Regions from separate parts of the Mus musculus genome. Here regions 2, 3 and 4 are each linked to region 1. The links are chromatin loops, found by intact Hi-C in ENCODE. Cell type or tissue: left cerebral cortex. All regions are shown on one strand. Region 1 holds the start of Crybg3 (beta-gamma crystallin domain containing 3). Region 2 overlaps Riox2 (ribosomal oxygenase 2). Region 3 overlaps Crybg3 (beta-gamma crystallin domain containing 3). Region 4 overlaps Gabrr3 (gamma-aminobutyric acid (GABA) receptor, rho 3).

Evidence for each region. A loop is a pair of places that touch in the nucleus more often than their neighbours do. Peaks named below come from ENCODE experiments on the same cell type or tissue, not always from the same donor. Only the 100,000 strongest peaks of a DNase experiment are listed, where the experiment ranks them.
Region 2: it touches region 1 in a loop (2.2-fold over the local background); 40 of 42 quality-filtered maps call a loop at or near these places.
Region 3: a loop joins it to region 1, with 2.4 times the contacts of the local background. A loop is called at or near these places in 15 of 42 quality-filtered maps.
Region 4: it touches region 1 in a loop (4-fold over the local background); 34 of 42 quality-filtered maps call a loop at or near these places.

Annotation. Positions count from the first base shown.
Region 1 is chr16:59,599,254-59,604,253 of GRCm38, forward strand. Crybg3 (beta-gamma crystallin domain containing 3) reads right to left here and starts at 1,794. Exons shown (of 22, transcript NM_174848.4): 1 at 1,492-1,794. The coding sequence starts at 1,640. In left cerebral cortex, CTCF peaks have their summits at 1,596 and 1,885; DNase peaks (open chromatin) are centred at 1,251 and 1,847; H3K4me3 peaks cover 1,982 bases; H3K27ac peaks cover 616 bases.
Region 2 is chr16:59,473,101-59,478,100 of GRCm38, forward strand. Riox2 (ribosomal oxygenase 2) reads left to right here. Exons shown (of 10, transcript NM_025910.3): 2 at 2,410-2,869. The coding sequence starts at 2,438. Among named protein-coding and RNA genes, the nearest start is that of Riox2, 3.8 kb to the left of the region's middle. In left cerebral cortex, a CTCF peak has its summit at 1,882 (motif pointing right); a DNase peak (open chromatin) is centred at 1,896.
Region 3 is chr16:59,544,616-59,549,615 of GRCm38, forward strand. The region is part of intron 7 of Crybg3 (beta-gamma crystallin domain containing 3); the gene reads right to left. Among named protein-coding and RNA genes, the nearest start is that of Crybg3, 54 kb to the right of the region's middle. In left cerebral cortex, no CTCF peak of the experiment used is centred here; DNase peaks (open chromatin) are centred at 3,047, 3,657 and 3,891; H3K27ac peaks cover 1,156 bases.
Region 4 is chr16:59,418,073-59,423,072 of GRCm38, forward strand. The region is part of intron 2 of Gabrr3 (gamma-aminobutyric acid (GABA) receptor, rho 3); the gene reads left to right. Among named protein-coding and RNA genes, the nearest start is that of Gabrr3, 13 kb to the left of the region's middle. In left cerebral cortex, a CTCF peak has its summit at 2,981 (motif pointing right); a DNase peak (open chromatin) is centred at 2,985; H3K4me3 peaks cover 296 bases.

The sequences.
Region 1 (5,000 bases):
TTCAATAAGGGCTTTGTGTTTATTTCTATCTGTGAAAAAGAAAGATTTAAGCTCCTATAAAACAGCTAAACACACACACACACACACACACACACACACACACACGAGGGATTATCTGCAATCCCCTTAACATCTGGCCAGTTCTAAAACAGATGAGAACAAAATTAGTGCTCGCGTAAGCATAATTAAAACCGCATCGTGAAAAGCCATAGCCAGGGCCTATCAGTGGTGAGGAGAGACAGAAAGGGGTAGGTGAAAAGGATCTATCTAGCTGCTGGATTAGTCAGCCCGGTGCAGAAAGAGTTCAGAATGGAGGAGTGCCTGCCTTAAAAGGGCAAATAGGCCAGGGGAACAGGCAGGATTTCAGGACAATGCTGATAGGAGCTGGCCTGCTTACTCCATTCCACCACTCTCAAGTTTCCAAAGGGCGCTGAGTCTACTGCTTTCAGATCACAGGGGACTGTTAGGGACAACGTTAGAGCCACATTAGAGCCACGACAGGTGAGACCTCCCAGATTTCAGAACTACCATTAAGGACGGGGAAACTTCGAATGTTAAAAGCATCAACAACCAGGCCAAAAGTATCTGAAACTTCCTAGTAGAATAACCAGTCAATTATAATTGGTCATTTCTTGGAAAGACGTATTATGCTAACAGGTGATTACACTGGAAATGATTCACAATTAGGAAAAGCAAGGAGAACGAAGGGCTAACAACAAATCACAAACCCTAAATAGTAATGGAACTAGAAGCGTCAGTTGTTTCCGATCCATTTTTCTTTGAAGTCCATCAGCAAGTCTTTAGTCTGAGGTAAATATAGCTCTCTAGAGGGCAACCTTCCAAGGACATGGGTTACAGGTTCTTCTGGTGCAAGTGAAGTTGGCTTCACTTCTCAAAAAAAAAAAAAAAAAAAAAGGAGAAAGAAGCGAAACCACCTCTCCTTTAGGGTTGATAAGGAAATTTAAAAACGGGCATTTTAATGAGACGAATTTTTAAAATGTCAATCTTTAAAGCAGCAGGAGTAGAGGAAAAATGATTATGGAAAGAGTGCAAGAGTGCACATACTAATCATTAAACTGAGCCAGCTCTCAGCTCCGGCCCTGGTTCCCCAAATCGGAGCGCTTCCGTCAGATGTCCCCAGTGAGAGAGACAGAGAGAAAGGAGGAAGGGCGGCAACATTTAAACTGTAAACAAATCTGGCGAAGACTTCAGATTCTGGATGTCGTCTCAGAAAGCTCTGATTGCAACTCTTTTAGGAATCACTTCGAGAAAACCTTAAGATGGCAAAGCACGACGCGGAGGGGCGCGAGATTCCCTCGGCAGCTTCAGAGCCTCCCGGAGTGGAGGGGACAGAGCCGGGAGCCCCCGATGGCGGCGGGAAAAGCCACCGGCCGGGAGCAAGAACTTCCCCAGATCTAAGCCACCCAGGGCGGGACCGGAGGAAACCCGAGCGGCGGAGGAAGGCGCGCACGGCGCCCCCGCGGCTCCCACCTGGCTGCACTCCGGCTCACTCCCGCCGGCTGGCCGGTCCCCGGCTTCTCCTCCTCTTCCTCTTCCTTGTCCCGAGAAGGGTTCCGCGGAGCGAAGAACCGAGAGAAGCTGTGCCAGGGGGCGCTGCCCCTCCTGCGGCCGCCGGACATCTCCCCACCGGCTCGGCCGCGCCGTCCGCGGGCCCCGACGAGCCGCTGGCCGGAGCGAGGGTGGCCGCAGCCCTGGCTCGCTGAGCGCAGCGAGAGTCGGCCCGGGCCGCCGGCGCGGCTCCTCCAGCCCGGCCGGCACGAGCGCTCCCCGTGCGGCTCCTCCTCCCGCCCGCGCCCGGAGCTGCCCGCCCCCGGGAGGAGCCAGTGGCCGCGACCGCCCTGTCGGCCACAGCGTGCAGATCCGGGAGGAGCAGCCTGGGGATGCTAGGCTCCGGCTTCCCGCCCAAACCAGCCCAGCCCGCAGCCCACTTGGCTTGGCCAACAGTCAACTGTAAATGCTTTGCTTCCCTTTCCCGAGTTAGGGCTGTTTTAAAACAGGGTAATCAATTAAAGTCTGGGGAAACACCTGGCAAGAAGCAGCACCCGCGTGCCCTGCAGCCTGGAACCTGAGCACAGCCTTTCTAAAGACAGTTTCAGCCTGCAAGGGTAGGTCCCATCTGTCCTGCTGTCAGCACCTTGTTTCTGCTTCAGCTGGCTCAGATGAGGAGCCACCAACCCAGGTGTGTTTTAGCGCTCACCCTTCACCTGTGGGCCACTCCCAGAATCCTTTTTCAAAAAAACCGTCCCTGATCACAAAACCAAATCTGATTCAGGTATGACTCAAACTAGAAAAATGCTGAAACAAATATTTGGTTGTTGCGCAGATACTCCTGTATTCTGGAACGCCAAAGGCCCTTAACATTAGTTTAAAACGAATATCTGGTTATGATAAAAATGACTTTATACAGCGGAGCTGCTAACAGAGAAAGCACACAGAGCCATATTCGCCCCAGGTGTATTGTTATAGTTTGTCTGAAGTCAAACTCCAGAGGTATGAAGTTCAAGATAACAGTGGGACATTTAGTAACTAAAAATGTTATGTGGGCAAATCACATGAAAATAGGGTGATAGCTGTCTGTGGCTGGCTGGAGAAGTGAGGAGGTTGAACGTCTACCTGTCGGCCCCAAGGAATCATAGTGCCGGTTAAGGAGCCTTCCCGCGGACCCACAGCTACCCCTTTGAGGCATTTTAATCTGTCAACTGGATCTGAAACTAGGAGTATGAGAGTAAGAAAAAAATTAGGATCAGATACAGATGGACAAGCAAATTCTTCCATGCAGCTACAGGGCCTGGAGAATAATGTGCCTCCCCAACGCAATGTTAGCTGACTAGCAGTTGCCTCCCCCTGTTGCCCTGTGACAAAAAGTGGTCCTACACCTCAGTGTTGGCACAGAGGGTCCAGGCAAGGAGTCTGTCTGGGGATAAAAGTGTCTGGGCGTCAATAAGATTATGAGGCAAATTCTGATTTTCAATAATACTATTTCTCTCAATTAGCTGATAGGAAAATGTTATAGTAGTCCACGTATTAATGTTTCTTTACAACTGGTCTCCTAGGTATATGCAGAAGTATTAGGCTCACGGCATGGAAAGTTCTTGGTATTGAATGTTTGCTTTTCCAATACTTAGATTTTTAGATTTCCTGTACCCTAGAGTCTTGACATACAATAGCAGGTTCTTGAATCCTAGATTCTAGGATTTTGTTATGAAATCTGTGAAAGCACTTTCAAATTTCAGTTGGAAACATCTCAGAGATACTAATTTTATGCACTCAACTTCGCTTCATTTCAAATTCAGTTTTCATCCAGACATTTGGTAAGTGGCTGAGGCAGGAGCATTCTTTCCATAAAGCTGACGAAGTTCATGGGTTTTTTGTTTGTTTGTTGTTTTTGGGGTTTTTTTTCGAGACAGGGTTTCTCAGTATAGTCCTGGCTGTCCTGGACTCATGTAGACCAGGCTGGCCTTGAACTCAGAAATCCGCCTGCCTCTGCCTCCCAAGTGCTAGGATTAAAGGCGTGCACCACCACCGCCCTGCCGAAGTTCACGTTTGAAGACACTTCACTGGTACTGCCTTTTCCAGTGTGCGCAGTGACTGGATGGTCACGTGTTCTTAGACGACTGTCAACGTAATTTCTTCTTTAAAGCTAAGTGGATTGGGACCACAGGACTCTTCCTCTATCCTATGTCCGGAGTTCGTAGGTTCTAGAGTTCTTTGGCTCACACTGAGGTCTGGTGAATGGAGACTCCAATGGCTTTGATCTTCTTGGGAAAATATTTATGTTGTTTTAAGCTGCTCCTCTTCGGAGGATAGTTCAGTTATTGCTTAAATTCCACCTTGTTCATTGCGCAACTCATCCAGGTTTACACCCAAGATACAAGACCAGAGGTTCTGTTGAGACATGAATACACACATGGCTTCCAAGATTTCAAGTATGTAGATGGTGAAGGTGAAAGAGGCTATGAAGTGTGCAGCTGGAAAATGACATGTGTTACGTATTCCAGATACCAGCCGACAACACTGCAAGACACAGAACTGTTTCTAATTGACACCAATTCTGTCATAGTAGTAATATGTTCCATAACGCACTCTACATTTTTTTCTATTCAATGTAAACTGTGTCAAATTGAAATTTTCAGACTTATTAGACCTACACCAGAAATTTGAGCTCTCTATGTGTGTGTCAGGACGTAAAGATGCTCGTTTTCATGCCTTTTCTATAAATAATATATAACACCAAGTGAAACAGTGGAAAGACTGGGCTATTTAGTTCCATTGTCTTGTACGTACGATGACATTAAAAATATTTCCATATGAAAGGTTTTCAAAGGATACACTATGAATTTTTAATATGTAGACATATGCCAAGTAGGAAATAGGAAAAAATACATTGCTTTTATAGAATTTGCTAAGTTTGCAGTGGATCTTTTAGAGTTACTAATTCGCGTCCTATTATGTCCCAAATCATTTAATATAAATTTCGTTTTTAGTTTCAGTGTTTTTTTTTTGTTTTGTTTTTGTTGTGTTTTTTTTTTGTTTTGTTTTTTTTGTTTTTTTTTTTTGTTTGTTTTTTTTTTGTTTTTTTTTTTTTTTGCTTTAGAGAGAGCCTCACAAAAGGGAATCATCATTATGGATTAGGAAAAGGGTTGGAAGGGAAGCAATGGGGACTGGACTTGGTGAAAACACATTATATGTGTGTATGAAATTCTTAATCAATACAGAGGTTCCCCCAAAGTTTTGAAAACTACAGATGCCACAACACTAAATTTGTCTTTTAAGTGCCCAAGATGTGTCAGCCCCACACTCCTGTGTAAAGATTAAGACAGTATGCCCTCTTTCAAGGAACCACTTTGATGGGAAAGCAGTTGTGTCCAGGAGAAGAGAAGGGAACTTGTTCTGTAGGTGTATATGGGGGAGGGTTGTCCTGGAAAGCTCACAGGAGGAAGTGCCTTACTGCTAGATTCTCTGCCTCTGGTGACTACATC
Region 2 (5,000 bases), 130 kb before region 1:
TTGTGCCATACTTGGCTAGGTTTGTGCAAGGTAGAGGTAGCTATCTCTTAAGACACTCTGTGGCTTCTTGTCATTAAGTTTTACCATGGGAAAATTAGGTCGCCCTAAAATGTAGATTCTTAAGTTTGTCAACTATAGTAAGAGTGCCAACATTTATTTTCGGGTTGAACTTATCAGCGATACAGCAATTACCAGTTTATAAACTGAGTCTCTTTTAGAATTGTTTAAGTGCTTTTAAATCAACTTACCGCAACCCCAGGTCTATAGAAAGAAATATTCTTGTTTCTATCTGGGAGCCCCGTGGGGCTTACAGGCAGGTGCTGCACCATTATGGATAAAGCAGTCTCTTGTTTAATTTCCTGTGTTTCTTGAAATACAAGGAATGTCTTGGGTGTCCTGGGCATGTGAAATGGTGGTGCCGTTTGGTATATTTGGAGATAGGCCTGGTGTGTCTACTCTGCTCCACCCTCCAAAGGCTATAAAAAAATGAGTGGTGTAAGGAAAACAGAATGTATCTGAGTTAGTTTCCAATTAACTGAGGCTCAGATAAATTCTGTTAACCTAGGGGAAGAATAGGTGGTGTAATCGTAGGCAAGGTAAGTTCTGTAGTCTTGGGGTTGACTTGTTGGTGATTGTAGGTGGGGAAAATCCTTAAGTGGTTTTATTCTCGCTTAAGTATTTGGGGCACTTTAGCCACACCTTCTGGTGAATGTACGATTTCACTCTCAGGTTATTCTTAAGGAAACAAGCCTTTCACTTGTGTTTTCCTCTCATCAAACTGAGCAATCGTGAGGGTATGAGATGTGTACCTTAAATATAAGAGGGTAAGAAATGTGTGCCTTACTTTGGAAGGTACCTGTTCTGGCTAGCTAGTCTTATGTCAAGTTGACACAAGCTAGAGTTACCTGAGAGCGGGGAGCCTCAATTGAGAAAATGCCCCCATAAGATCCAGTTACTCTAAGACATTTGCTTAGTGTTTGATGTGTGGGACCACCTCTGGGCTGGTGGACCTGAGTTCTATAAAGAAAGTAAGCTGAACAAAAGAAGTATTCTGCTCTGGGAAGTCCTAGAATGATCTACAACAACTAATATTTAAAACAGCCCTTAAAAAGCAACGAATTATTTGTTCAGTTCCCACTTGTTAATTTGATGAGTTTGCATCCGGGTTCAGTTCACAGTGCGGCCAGAATGCTCCACATTTGATGAAAAGGAAAGACAGCTTTCTTGCAATCTTGGTAACTCAACCCAGAAGAAAGTCATAGCATTTTAAGTTATTGACCTTGACAAAAATGTGATATTTTATAAGCACTGTGATTCTCAGCCTTCTTTGGCAACAGGGTGTTTGTTAGGAATCAGAAGAACAGAACCTCTTCTCAGAATAAGAAAGAAAAAAGAGAAGTTATACAGTTTGAACATCCCTAATCCAAATGTATAAAATCTGACTTCTGAGCACCAATATGCCAGAAATTAAAAAACTCTGTTGTGAATATTTGTATATTTTGAATTACAGTTCTTGAACCTACATGAGGGAAACCTATATAAGTGTCAGGGTTTATAGTTTGTGGGTGTTTGGGAATGTTGGTCCTCTTGCTACCCAGATGTGTGCCTCAGACCAGCAGTGTTGTTACTATGGGTATCTGGTCCACTTGATGCCCCCGTGTCTTCTATGCATGTTAAATTGGAGAAGTGCTGTGTTAGAGGCTAATGATGTTGGTGATTGATCCCTTGTTCCAGTTAAAAAGTTAGATCTTTTTGAAGATCTTCCATATAGCCCATTTTAACTTTCCTTTTTAAAGCCTTTAATTACTTTTTTTCAATGGGCAGAGGGGGAGTTCCCTGATGGTGACAGTTCTCAAGCTTTGTTTGTCATCTCATTCCAGCCACCAGGTGACGCCACTGGCCCAGGGCACATTGGCTTCTGCCTGGGAAGGTTTTCTGTGCTGTGGTGAGCAGCACAGGGCAGCAGACAGCTACCTGTTCCTGATTCTCCATCAGATGGTTGTACCACAGAGGGTACATCCCTTTGGATTCAGGTACTGGTGCTGATTGCAGCCAAATTCAGGAGTTTTGCCTTTGCCATTTCAGTGGCCATAGGCTTCCCCTTTGAATAAGAATTGCTGAGAGAAATGGTTTAGTTTGGGATCATCAAGTCTCCAAATTAAGACTGATTTTCAGAACTTAGTGCTTGTAGCAATAAGATAGTTGTGTAGTCCTTTAGATGAACGCACAGACTGCACTCAGTATTTAAGGTTGAATCATCTTGGCATACATAACACTGGCTTAAGGGTGTCACATCCTGGAGGATGCAGTCCTGACTGATGTGGAGTTTTCGAAGAGGCGTAATGGTCTCAGTCATGCTTGGGGCGTGTGCATTCCTGCAAACCCGACAGTGTCTTATTCTTCTCCTAGGTTTGCATTTCCTCCCTACTCGTGAACAATGCCAAAGAAAGTGCAGCCCACAGGGGATGAGAACGAAGAAGCGTCTGTTCCTTGCAAGCGGGTGAAGGAGGAGCTGCCTGAAACGCTTTCTGTATTAAACTTTGACAGCCCCAGTAGTTTCTTCGAAAGTTTAATCTCACCCATCAAAGTAGAGACTTTTTTCAAGGAATTCTGGGAACAAAAGCCCCTTCTCATCCAGAGGGATGACCCTGTACTGGCCAAATATTACCAGTCTCTGTTCAGCCTCTCAGATCTGAAGAGACTCTGCAAGAAAGGAGTGTACTATGGAAGAGACGTGAATGTCTGCCGGAGCATCAGTGGGAAGAAGAAGGTTTTAAATAAGGACGGCAGAGCACATTTTCTTCAGCTGAGAAAAGATTTTGATCAGAAGAGGGCAACAATTCAGTTTCACCAACCTCAGAGATATAAGGTAGTGGATTTCCCCAGGGCAGAATTCTCAGACATATGAAAGCAGTGTTTGGGCACACGTCAGTTTCAGATTGAATGTCTGGTTTGATGATGGAGATCATTGTGATGAGAACACATATCGTTCATTTCACTTTCAATCTTGTATTTTGTAATTAGGGTCTCCCACTGAACCTGGAACTAACCATTTATTTAGCTAGGGTAGTCAGTGAGCTCTAGGGATCCAACTGTTCCACACACCTGTCTCCCAGGACTAACATCACAGACATATTTTGCCACATCAGCTTTTATGTGGGTACTAAGGACATAACCTCAGGTCCTTCTGCTTGCCCAGCAGGTATTCTTCTTACCCACTAGGCTATCTCCCCAGTACCTGTTTAGATGTTTAGAATCTGTAGCAATCATAGCCAGATTTGTAAGTATCAGAGCTATAAAAGCCAGACTCAAGTTTCTAACCTTTGTACCTTTAGTGGACTGACTTAGTTTTGCATATGGTAAGGATCTCTGTGCTGTCCTGTTGCTGTACTTGAAGGCACATGGTAACACCCAAGTGATACTTCCGGTTATCTTCCCTTCCTGCCTACGTCTCTCCAAGTGGTAGGTAGCTTCAGGGCTGTGACTGGGTGATTCATCAGATATCAAAAGAGACATGTTAACATATTAATAACAGAACTTATGACATTGAGGGGTTAGGTCCTGGAATGGCTCCTGGGTGGCCATCATCCATGAAGATAGCGTCCTCTTCTCAGTAAAGCCAGCACAGTCACTGAACTTCATCCAACATGTTTGGACTCCATATGGTTTGTTAATAGGTCACAGTTTGAAGATGCAAAGACCGGAGAGCCAAGATAAATGAGAAAGCTACAGAACTGTACCATTTTGGGTAATCCTTAAGAAGAAAATAGACATCTTTGTCAGTTACATGCCAGTGCCTTTTTTTTTTTTTATCCTCTTAGCAATATTGGGAGCCATAAAGTTACCTATACATTCCTAAATGATTTCTTGGGACACCAGAGAACAAGAGCCAAGGCCTGGCTTCCCAGTGGTGCCAGATATTAAGAATAGAGAGCCAGGCCCTGTAGCCTTTGGCTTTTTGTTTTGGTTTGGTTTTTTGTTTTTTTGGGTTTTCAAGACAGGGTTTCTCTGTGTAGCCCTGGCTGTCCTGGAACTGATCTCTGTAGACCAGGCTGGCCTCGAACTCAAATCCACCTGCCTCTTCCTCTGGGATTAAAGGCGTGTGCCACCACTGCCCGGCATCCTGTGGCTTTTCTCCAAAATAAATTAGGCTCTTGGGGAGCTCTGCTAACTCTTCGAGCTACTCGGAGGCTATTAAATTATGTTTCCTCTGCTAAGAAGGACCTCTGAGATCTATAAATAGGGAAACCCGGTGGTCTTCATTCATGAAGATGTGTCTCAAAGCTTTTTCCGTGTTGACCCATTTTTCCCCACTTGCTATTCTCAATACTAGATTCCTTACAGTCCAGTGGTAGAACTGACTCTCAAGCCTTGTTCATCGGTGTTCTCAGCAAACCTAATGTTTGTACTATACCGCCTGTATGTCAGTCACTGTGTGTTTATTTGTATTAAAGCTTTAGTCTCTTTAATCTGTTTAGAGTAGGTAGCTTCTATTGCTGTGGAGAGACACCATTACCACGGGAACTCTTATAAAGGAAGACATTTCATTGAGCCTGGCTTACAGTTTAGGGGTTTAATCTGTGATGGTCATGGTGAGAAGCATGGCAGTGTGCAGGCAGACATGGTGCTAGAGACGTAGTTGGAAAGTTCTGTATCTGTATCTGCAGGCAGCAGAAGAGAGAGTGACACTAGGCCTGGGTTGAGCATCTGAGACCTTGTAGCCCACCCTCAAGGAACATACTTACTCCAACAAGGCCACGCCTCCTAATAGTGCCACTCCAGTATGAGTTTATGGAGGCCATTCCATTCATACCACCACAGTAGGTGACTTGTTTTGAGGGGATGGGTTCTGGAGCTGGTCTCTCCAGATTGGAATCTTGGCTCAGTTAATGGTTGTGCTATTTTCCTCTTCAGTTTCCTCACTTATAGACTGGTGTTAATGATCTTTCCCGCCCTATGAGACAGGATTGCTAATGAGGGTGTTCAGTTATCAAGGTAAG
Region 3 (5,000 bases), 55 kb before region 1:
AAAGGAGGAGGAAGAGGAGGTGAGGAGAAAGGAAATGGGCTTTCCTCCTTGCGGGACTCTTTTTTTTTTTTTTTTTCACTGCAAGTTGGCTTATAACTTATGACAGTATTTGACACTACCCTGGCCTTTAAAAATGAGACACCGGCATAGCCTCACACGAGACAGCTATATCAGGGTCCTTTCAGCAAAATCTTGCTAGTGTATGCAATGGTGTCAGCGTTTGGAGGCTGATTATGGGATGGATCCCCGGATATGGCAGTCTCTAGTTGGTCCATCTCCAAACTTTGTCTCTGTAACTCCTTCCATGGGTATTTTGTTCCCAATTCTAAGAAGGGGCAAAGTATCCACACTTTGGTCTTCGTTCTTCTTGAGTTTCATGTGTTTCGAAAATTGTATCTTATATCTTGGGTGTTCTAAGTTTCTGGGCTAATAGTACCCCCCGGAGCTCGTGTCTCTAGCTGCATAAATATCAGAAGATGGCCTAGTCGGCCATCAGTGGAAAGAGAGGCCCATTGGTCCTGCAAACTTTATATGCCTCAGTACAGGGGAATGCCAGGGCCAAGAAGTGGGAGTGGGTGGGTGGGGGAGTGGGTGGGGGAGGGGTGGGGGGAACTTTTGGGATAGCATTGGAAATGTAAATGAAATAAATACCTAAAAAAATAAATAAATAAAAATGAGACACCCACTGTCAGCATGCTCCAGCAAAATGTCCTTTAAAATGACACTTGCCTAGCTCTTTCGAATCTAATTCAACTGCTGCTGCAAACTGCATCCTTAACCCTAACTCACAAAGTGGGTGTCAGGCAGGAGTGCCTTTAAACACCCCACCTGGGAACACTCCTTCCCCTGAGCCACTCCCAGGATCTGTGCGCACAGGGGAGTGCTCTTTGTTTTTTGCTTTTCTACAATACCAAGACCCACAGGCACTTCCCGGAGCACAGCCACACCCTGGCCACTCTGCCATTCTCCACCCAGTTCTGATCTCTGGATCTCTGGAAGTTTTATACAGGAGTTCATGAGGCATCTACATAGATAACCCTCTTTATAAGGGAAATCTCTGATAACACCTAATACTCTTGAATGGTGGTGACCTGATTGTCTTAAGGAATTAGAATCACAATGATTTCTCTCTTCTCCCTACCATTCTGTCTAGACACACAACTCTGGGAACTCCAGGGCTTAGTCCTACAATTCAAATTTGGTATATAATTCTCACCTCTAAAGCTTGAAATTCATAGGAAGGCATTTTAATAAAATGAGCACATGTGATAATCATGAGAGACATCACTAACTATAGACTGAACAACTTCCTTTTGAGGGAGGGGAGGTGCTATGCCATACACAGAGTTCTCAATCATTGCCATCAATAAATGAAGTAAGATGTTAACTAAAATCTGCTACTCTAGGGAATTAGGCACCCAACAGATTATAATAGTCAATATGTGTTATCACAGTTGTCTTCCCCAAACGATACAATTTAGGTATCCCCACCATAAACAGACCATTTATAGTGCCAACAGACCATGTTTATTCTGTATAGGCATGACATGTTTTAAAATACAGTTCTAAAAGCAATTGAAATGTCTCCTTTTCAGAAATAAGTTCTTTCTAAGTCTCAGTAAACTAAAGCAACACAAGTTAACCGGCCTTCAACTCAGCTATTAAAAGGAATGAATTTATGAAATTCCTAGCCAAATGGATGGACCTGGAGGGCATCATCCTGAGTGAGGTAACACATTCACAAAGGAACTCACACAATATGTACTCACTGATAAGTGGATATTAGCCCAAAACCTAGGATACCCAAGATATAAGATACAATTTCCTAAACACATGAAACTCAAGAAAAATGAAGACTGAAGTGTGGACACTATGCCCCTCCTTAGAAGTGGGAACAAAACACCCTTGGAAGGAGTTACAGAGACAAAAGTTTGGAGCTGAGATGAAAGGATGGACCATGTAGAGACTGCCATATCCAGGGATCCACCCCATAATCAGCATCCAAACACTGACACCACTGCATACACTAGCAAGATTTTATCGAAAGGACCCAGATGTAGCTGTCTCTTGTGAGACTATGCCAGGGCCTAGCAAACACAGAAGTGGATGCTCACAGTCAGCTAATGGATGGATCACAGGGCTCCCAATGGAGGAGCTAGAGAAAGTACCCAAGGAGCTAAAGGGATCTGCAACCCTATAGGTGGAACAACATTATGAACTAACCAGTACCCCGGAGCTCTTGACTCTAGCTGCATATGTATCAAAAGATGGCCTAGTCGGCCATCACTGGAAAGAGAGGCCCATTGGACACGCAAACTTTATGTGCCCCAGTACAGGGGAACGCCAGGGCCAAAAAGGGGGAGTGGGTGGGTAGGGGAGTGGGGGTGGGTGGCTATGGGGGACTTTTGGTATAGCATTGGAAAAGTAAATGAGCTAAATACCTAATAAAAAATGGAAAAGAAAAAAAAAAAAAAAGTCGACTTCCTTCCGAAGTTTCACTTCACAATTAGGCAGAAATGCCCACAACAGTCACCTGTCAATCTTCAATGGTCCTTTGTGCACAATGCTGCTAATGCTACTTCAAATGCTGCTGTATTAATGTCCCCCCGGGGAGCCGAGGTACAGTAGTGGAATACATAACTAAAAGTCTCACACAAACAAGTTTCCTCTGCATTGTGTTACACAAACAATGTCTGGGTGGTGTACTCTAAAAGGGAAAAAGCTAACAGGCATTCGTGCCTACCTACAGTAACGCAGAAGGAGGCAGCAAGGCAGCCAAAGCATGATGCCTGCTTGAGGAGAGAAAAAAAAAAAAAACAAACAAACAAACAAAAAAACAAACCAGAAAAAACAAAAACCAAGAAAACAAAATGAGAAGCCTTTCATCCTCAGATACTACAAGCCCCGTTTTCACTCAAGTCCATTGAAAGAGATTTCACTAAGTGTCTCTGGGGAGGGTTGTCACAGAAATAGCATCTTTTTAAGGCTTGTATAATTACTGACAGGCAAAGGCAGCCAAACTCTTAACAACTAGAGGATCCTTTATGGTAACCTAGCAACAATAAACAGCTGACTCAGAAGTGGGCAGCTTTCGGCCCACACTTTCCTACTAAGGCCACCTTTTACTCACGATGGTTCTTAATATGCTTAAGTCAATATCATAGGGGAGGAAAGGAAGAGTGAACCGTAGTTAACTCAAAGAGTGGGACAAAAGCATAACTGATTTCTCTCCATGTTACACAAGATGCCTTTATCTTTATTGTTAGATGTCTCATCTAACAATGCTCCCTCGGCCTGGGTCACTAGTGACAGCATTAACTTACGTGATTTCTAGTCATTATGACAGGATCATAACTACCTTTAAGAGCAATGTGCAATGCCCAGGAAACAAGGGCATTTACAATGCTGGCTCTGCTTTCAGAAAAGCCTGGCCTGGAGTCACTGCGCTGTCCCTAGCCCCCAACCCTTGATCATCTTCACTGGCTGCAAGTGTGAGCCTTAAATAGAATGTGCGCCAGCTGAACCTGAAGGGCCCTGCTGCTGCGTCTGTTCGGAATCAAGCGAAGACATCTTTAAATCAGAGCCTTAAGTTCGGAGGAGAGCAACTGAAACCAAGATGACGAAGCAAGATAACCTTGGATTAGGCAAGCCTAGGCAGGGCTGAAGCTGCCAGGAGAAAGAAGCTATCCCTAGGCAGAATTCTACCATAGCCGGAGGGAGAATGACTCCAGGAACAAACAGTGGAAGACGAGGAGAAACGTGAGCAGAACTCATTTTCCTCATAATATTATTCTAAGCAAAAGGCAGATGTGCAAATATGCATTTAGACTTCCATGCTCAGCAGATTAAATCTGTTTGCTTGTGCTCTTGTTTGATCCAGTGGAGTTGTAGGAATGGCCTGTTGCCAAATCCTGCTCTCTCTCCTCCCCACGAGGGTTGGCACGGTGCCAAGGAAGGCTCAAAACCACAAGCTATGCAAATCCTGAAAGATTGTACCTACAAATTAATAATTCATTTGAGGAAATCTTACCACCTTAGATAATTAAATGGCCACTTACATGGGCTTTGCAGACACAATCACAGTAAGTTCCAACTATGGAAGAAGACACAGTCCCCTAGGCCATGCTAATCTCTGTGCAGTGCCATGGACTCACTAATGCTCTCGCCCTGTTTGACCAAAGAGGTTTAACCAAGATTCACTAGTCTACCATACCGTCTTAATCGTTGGTTATCCATTTACGATTCCAGTTCAGACACTGCCTGACTCAGGTGAGGTGCAGATTCCCTATGTACCAGGGGTCCCTAGAGCATACTTCCCAACTCAAAATCTTCCCTAGACTTCAAGAAACCTGAAATAAGACTCAAAGCCTCCAATACTTCTGTTCCCACTGCCCATGACAGTCATCGGGCCCATAAGCAGTCACAAGTACCGGCTAGATATGAATCTGCTTGTAGTTCTGATGGGTATAGAATACATGTAGACACACACTTATCATAACTTGAATATTTTTGTGTGCTAAGTTTAATTTTTCTCTCTGGCTACCAAAAACTTACTAATATGGATCAAATAATAAATCACTTTCCCAAAGATGGTCACTTTTTAAATTTTTTTCAGAACTTTATACTTGAGCACTGAATATACATCACTCCTGACTCCGGCGCTGTGTGCTCTGACTCCTGTGGTTCCCAACCTCCCAAATTCACAACCTCAAGTTTTAAATTATTGTTTTACACACACACACACACACACACACACACACACACTTACTCACCTTCCATATCTACAATCACCACATGAGTATCTGCACTGTATCATGTCTTACATCATTTCCTAAAGGAGATCTCAAGGACATAGAAAACAGACCCTGTTCTAATCTAAGCTCTGCCCTAATTAGTAGTCTAAACTACCATGTAGGCTCTCACAAACTGTCTCCAGGTTGGAAGACCTTTCTCATCTTCAATCATACTTCCTAACAGAAAATTAAACTGCACCACTTTCT
Region 4 (5,000 bases), 180 kb before region 1:
TGTGGCTGCCCTTGCATTTGCAGCATAGATGTTCAGAATTGAGAGTTCATCTTGGTAGAGTTTTCCTTTAACCAGTATGAAATGTCCTTCCTTATCTTTTTTGATAACTTTTGGTTGAAAGTTGATTTAATTCGATATTAGAATGGCTACTTCAGCTTGTTTCTTGGGACCATTTGCTTAGAAAATTGTTTTCCAGGCCTTTAGTCTAAGGTAGTGTCTGTCTTTGCCACTGAGGTGCATTTCCTGTATGCAGCAAAATGCTGGATCCTGTTTACATATCCAGTCTGTTAGTCTATGTCTTCTTATTTCAGAATTGAGTCCACTGATGTTAAGAGATATTAAGGAAAAGTGATTTTTACTTCCTGTTTCTTTTGTTGTTAGAGGTGGAATTATGTTTGTGTGGCTATCTTCTTTTGGGTTTGTTGAAAGATTACTTTCTTGCTTTTTTCTAAGGTGTAGTTTCCCTCCTTGTGTTGGAATTTTCCATCTATTATCCTTTGTAGGGCTGGATTTGTGGAAAGATATTGTATAAATTTGGTTTTGCCATGTAATATCTTGGTTTTTCCATCTGTGGTAATTGAGAGTTTTTCTGGGTATAGTAGCCTGGGCAGGCACTTGTGTTCTCTTAGGGTCTGTATGACATTTGCCCAGGATCTTCTGGCTTTCATAGTCTCTGGTGAGAAGTCTGGTGTAATTCTAATAGGCCTGCCTTTATATGTTACTTGACCTTTTCCCTTACTGCTTTTAATATTCTATCTTTGTTTAGTGCATTTGGGGTTTTGATTATTATGTGATGGGAAGAATTTCTTTTCTGGTCCAGTCTATTTGGAGTTCTGTAGGCTTCTTGTATGTTCATGGGCAACTCTTTCTTTAGGTTATGGAAGTTTTTCTTCTATAATTTTGTTAAAGATATTTACTGGCCCTTTAAGTTGAAAATCTTCATTCTCATCTACTCCTATTATCCTTAGATTTGGTCTTCTCATTGTGACCTGGTTTTCCTGGATGTTTTGGGTTAGGAGCATTTTGCTTTTTGCATTTTCTTTGACTGTTGTGTCAATGTTTCTATGATATCTTCTGCACCTGAGATTCTCTCTTCTATTTCCTGTATTCTCTTGGTGATGCTTGCATCCAGGGTTGTCTCCCTTTGTGATTTCTTTATTATTTCTATTTCCATTTTTAGATCCTCAATGATTTTGTTCAATTCCTTCACCTGTTTGGTTGTGTTTTCCTGTAATTCTTTAAGGGATTTTTGTGTTTCCTCTTTAAGGGCTTCTAGCTGTTTACCTGTTTTCTCCCATATTTCTTTAAAGGAGTTATTTATGTCCTTAAAGTCCTCTATCAACATCATGAGAAATGATTTCAGATTTGTATCTTGCTTTTTTGGTAGAATGGTGTATCCAGGACTTGCTATGGTGGGAGAATTGGGTTCTGATGATGCCACGTAACCTTGATCTCTGTTGCTTATGTTCTTATGCTTGCCTCCTATCATCTCATTATCGCTAATGCTAACTGCCCTGGCTATATCTGACTGGAGCCTGTCCTTCCTGTGATCCTGGTTGTGTCAGAGCTCCTCAGAGTTCAGCTGTCTCTGGGATCCTGTGATTCTGGGATCCTATATTCCTGAGATCCTGGGTTTGTCAGAGCTCTTGGGATCCTGGGATCCTTAGATCCTGTGGCTTTGAGTGTGTTAGAGCACCTGGGATTGGATCTTCCTCTGGGTGTTGTGGGGCTGGTTGCAGAGTCTGTGCCCAAGGTGTGCTGGGGCACTGGCCCAGACAGAAAAGAACCTGTGCCACTGGTCAGGTGAGCTCCTGGGTGCCTGGTTCCCACTGGTCCCAGATACTTCTGGTGTTGGGGCAGATATGTCCTCCTCACTTCTGATCCTATGATCCTGGGAGTCGAGTCTGTTACTTTTTGTTTTCCTGGGTATTCATCACAATTGTTGAATTCCAATTTACAATCATAGGAGCCTTGAAATTACCCAGGTTTAATGATATTTTAATTTAGAGCTGAGCCCTCAACAGTCACATATTCTCAACACTGTGAGTCTCTGACTGTCTGACAACCACGGCCAAAAGGATCGTCTGTGCCCCAGGCTGAGAGCAGCACTAGTCTATAGTTATAAATGTACATGTGTAGAATGCAGTTAGACAATGTGTCTACAGAGCAAGACAAAGGAAGTAAAACCCTCTCCTACAGTCAAATGACCTTCCAGCGACTTTTATCATGTTTACGGTGCTGGTAAAGAATTTTCTCCTGTGAGCAGGCTGCGTGTCTAGTCAGAGAACACACTGGCAGGAGCCCCACAAGGGATCTGATCAAGCCAGTCAATAGATCGAGCCAGCATAGATAGGAGAGGGGGCTTAAGGCTTCATGTCTAGCTGAGGAGCTATTGACAATTGTTGCCTCCCTCAGGAGACAACATCGTTTTTTCCTTGAGGGTGTGGGTATTGAAAGGCTGCCCATGCTCACGCTAGCCCGGCTAATTGGACTTGATGTATTTTTAAAAAGAAAAGTAAGGAAAGAGGACATGAGGAGAGGGCAGGACTCCTGTTGGGATCCCATGAGGAAATGGGGTGTCAGTCACATGGATATGGTCAAGATACACTGTGGTGTGTCTGTGTGTGCGCGTGCACATGTGCATGCATGATGTGTGAGAGATTGAGTGTGTGTTTTTGCCTTGCATATGTGTGTAAAATTACCAAAGGATAAGTAAAATGTATTGTTTTAAAAAGGAAAAAGTATTCATTCCACACTGTCCATTTGAAACTCTGCCCTTTTCTTTTTCTATCTCACTATTCCTCTGAAAATTCTCTCAAAGGATTCCAAAACCCTTAAATAACATTTGCTTTCAATAAGTTGATGCTCATCCCAGAAAAGGTCTTCCAACATTTGTATAATATAGTGTACAACTACGGTACGCTGTGATTTCTAAAAATCAAGTTGCTTAGAGTGGGATCCTTTGGCGACACTAGGGGGCGCCAATCTCACATGAATTGTTAGAAACCGGCCTCCAGTTACAACTGGAAGTGCCTGGTAATGGATTCTTCTCAGTAGGAATTCAAGATTTTGTTTGCTTGTTTGTTTATCGTGAAAGGTACTGTTTTACTGATTTCCTTCTGTTTTTCTGATTGTCATCTGTACACAGGAGAGTATTCTGTATCCTGTTGATAAATTTACTAAAAGCGTGTTAGCTGTAGACATTTTCATGTGACATCTTTAGGTTTCGAAAGGTATGCTGTTAAAGTTTCCCTTTCCTATGCATAGCCCCTCCACCTTCTTCAACTCTAGTTAAAACTTCAAACCTTAATTCCTGGGAGCTAGGTTCCTCAAATAAATTGTTCTCTGTTGTAGAAGAAGAGAGATTTTGGTTTTGGTTTTTTTTTTTTTTTTTTTTTTTTTTAACAGGATCTGTTTTAGGGACATTACCAAGATAGAGAGAGAAATGGCTACATGTGTTAGTGGACATTAAGACAAGTCACAGACACCTTATGACTCAACACGTTCCAAGGATTAGCAGATGTACCAAGGAGTTTATTCGGAAGCTCAGGACCAATGCAGGCTTCTGAGGAGACACATTGTAACATTGTAACACGCTGGCTACCAACGCTGCAAAATGCTAAACCAGCATCCTCCTTCCGAGGAAAATTACTTTTGCCTTCATCCTCCACCGCATGCATCAACCCCACCTCCAGAGAAGCATAAAATTGACCTGAAGTTTCCTCTTTGCCTGATCTGTCAGGAATACATGTTAAGGCTTTGTTTTTGGTGGTGGTGATGTTGTCCGTAGTGGTGGGTTTCTGTTTGTTTGTTTGTTTGTTTGTTTGTTTTTGAGGGGGTTGTTTGTTTGGGGAGTTGTTTGTTTTGTTTGTTTGTGTTTTGTTCCTTTGTGTTTTGTGATAATAGGCAGGGCTAAATCGTGTACAGATGGCTTGTTCAGTCATTCCAGAAGCAAAAATCCATAAATCCAATCAGATATGCCAGTCTACCAGCTCCGTGAAAGCAGTGCTCAGTTTGCTTTGTTTGATCAGAACCGTGCCCTCTAAGGTGACCCCTTTCTCCATTCTCAAATGGCTGCCTTCCTTTGGGAAACAGTGCTAGGGGAGGCAAAAGACGAGCTTGAATTTATGTCGTTTCCATGCTACTTGTCCACAGCACAAGCTCACGAGCATACTTCTCTCCTCTCAAGCTAAATGTAACTTCAGCACTTCTTTTGCCTTAATGTGTTTTCCTAATTAGGTTTAACATTAAAACCAGCTGCTACCAGGGTGGTTTTTATTTTTATTTTTTAATTCTTTTTTTTTTTTTTTTTACTTTTATAAAGCATTAGAAGATTAATTGACTCATTATGTGGAAACAGGAGAATGTAAATTTAGGGAGCTTTTTGTTTAACTTGGGTTATAAATTGCAGCTCATTTTCTTTATTTATGTTTTCCCACCCACTGTGTCTCCTATAACTAAGGGCTTTTTGTTTCATTCTCCCCAATGATGACGCCTTTGTCTCTTGAAAGTCAATTCGGCACCTAGATTCTGGCTGCTGAGATGAGACAAAAGCCAGTATTATCAAAGCCACTTATGGCCACGGATGTCACACAAGAAGCCTAGGAGTCAGAGGACCTGGTTCCTAGCCCCATCCTGTACCTGGCTTGGGATTTCAAACAAGCCTTCTTGTTTTTCCACATAAGTTTATGCAGAGGTCAGCTAGAGCTAAAAATTCACGTGTACTGATACCTATGGAGTGCCTTCAAAGATATGAGAGGACACATTGTGCAATGTATGGTAAAGACACTATAGAAATTGATAGATGATTCTACTTAACCCCACTATATCTACCTGTATTAAAAATACACACACACACACACACACACACACACTCACACACACACACATATATATGTGTGTGTGTGTGACTATAAATGTATGTTACTGCGTAGTTACTGACCATAATTGAAATGTTTAATATTTAACTAATGTTTCCTTGATTTTTACCTATAAACTTT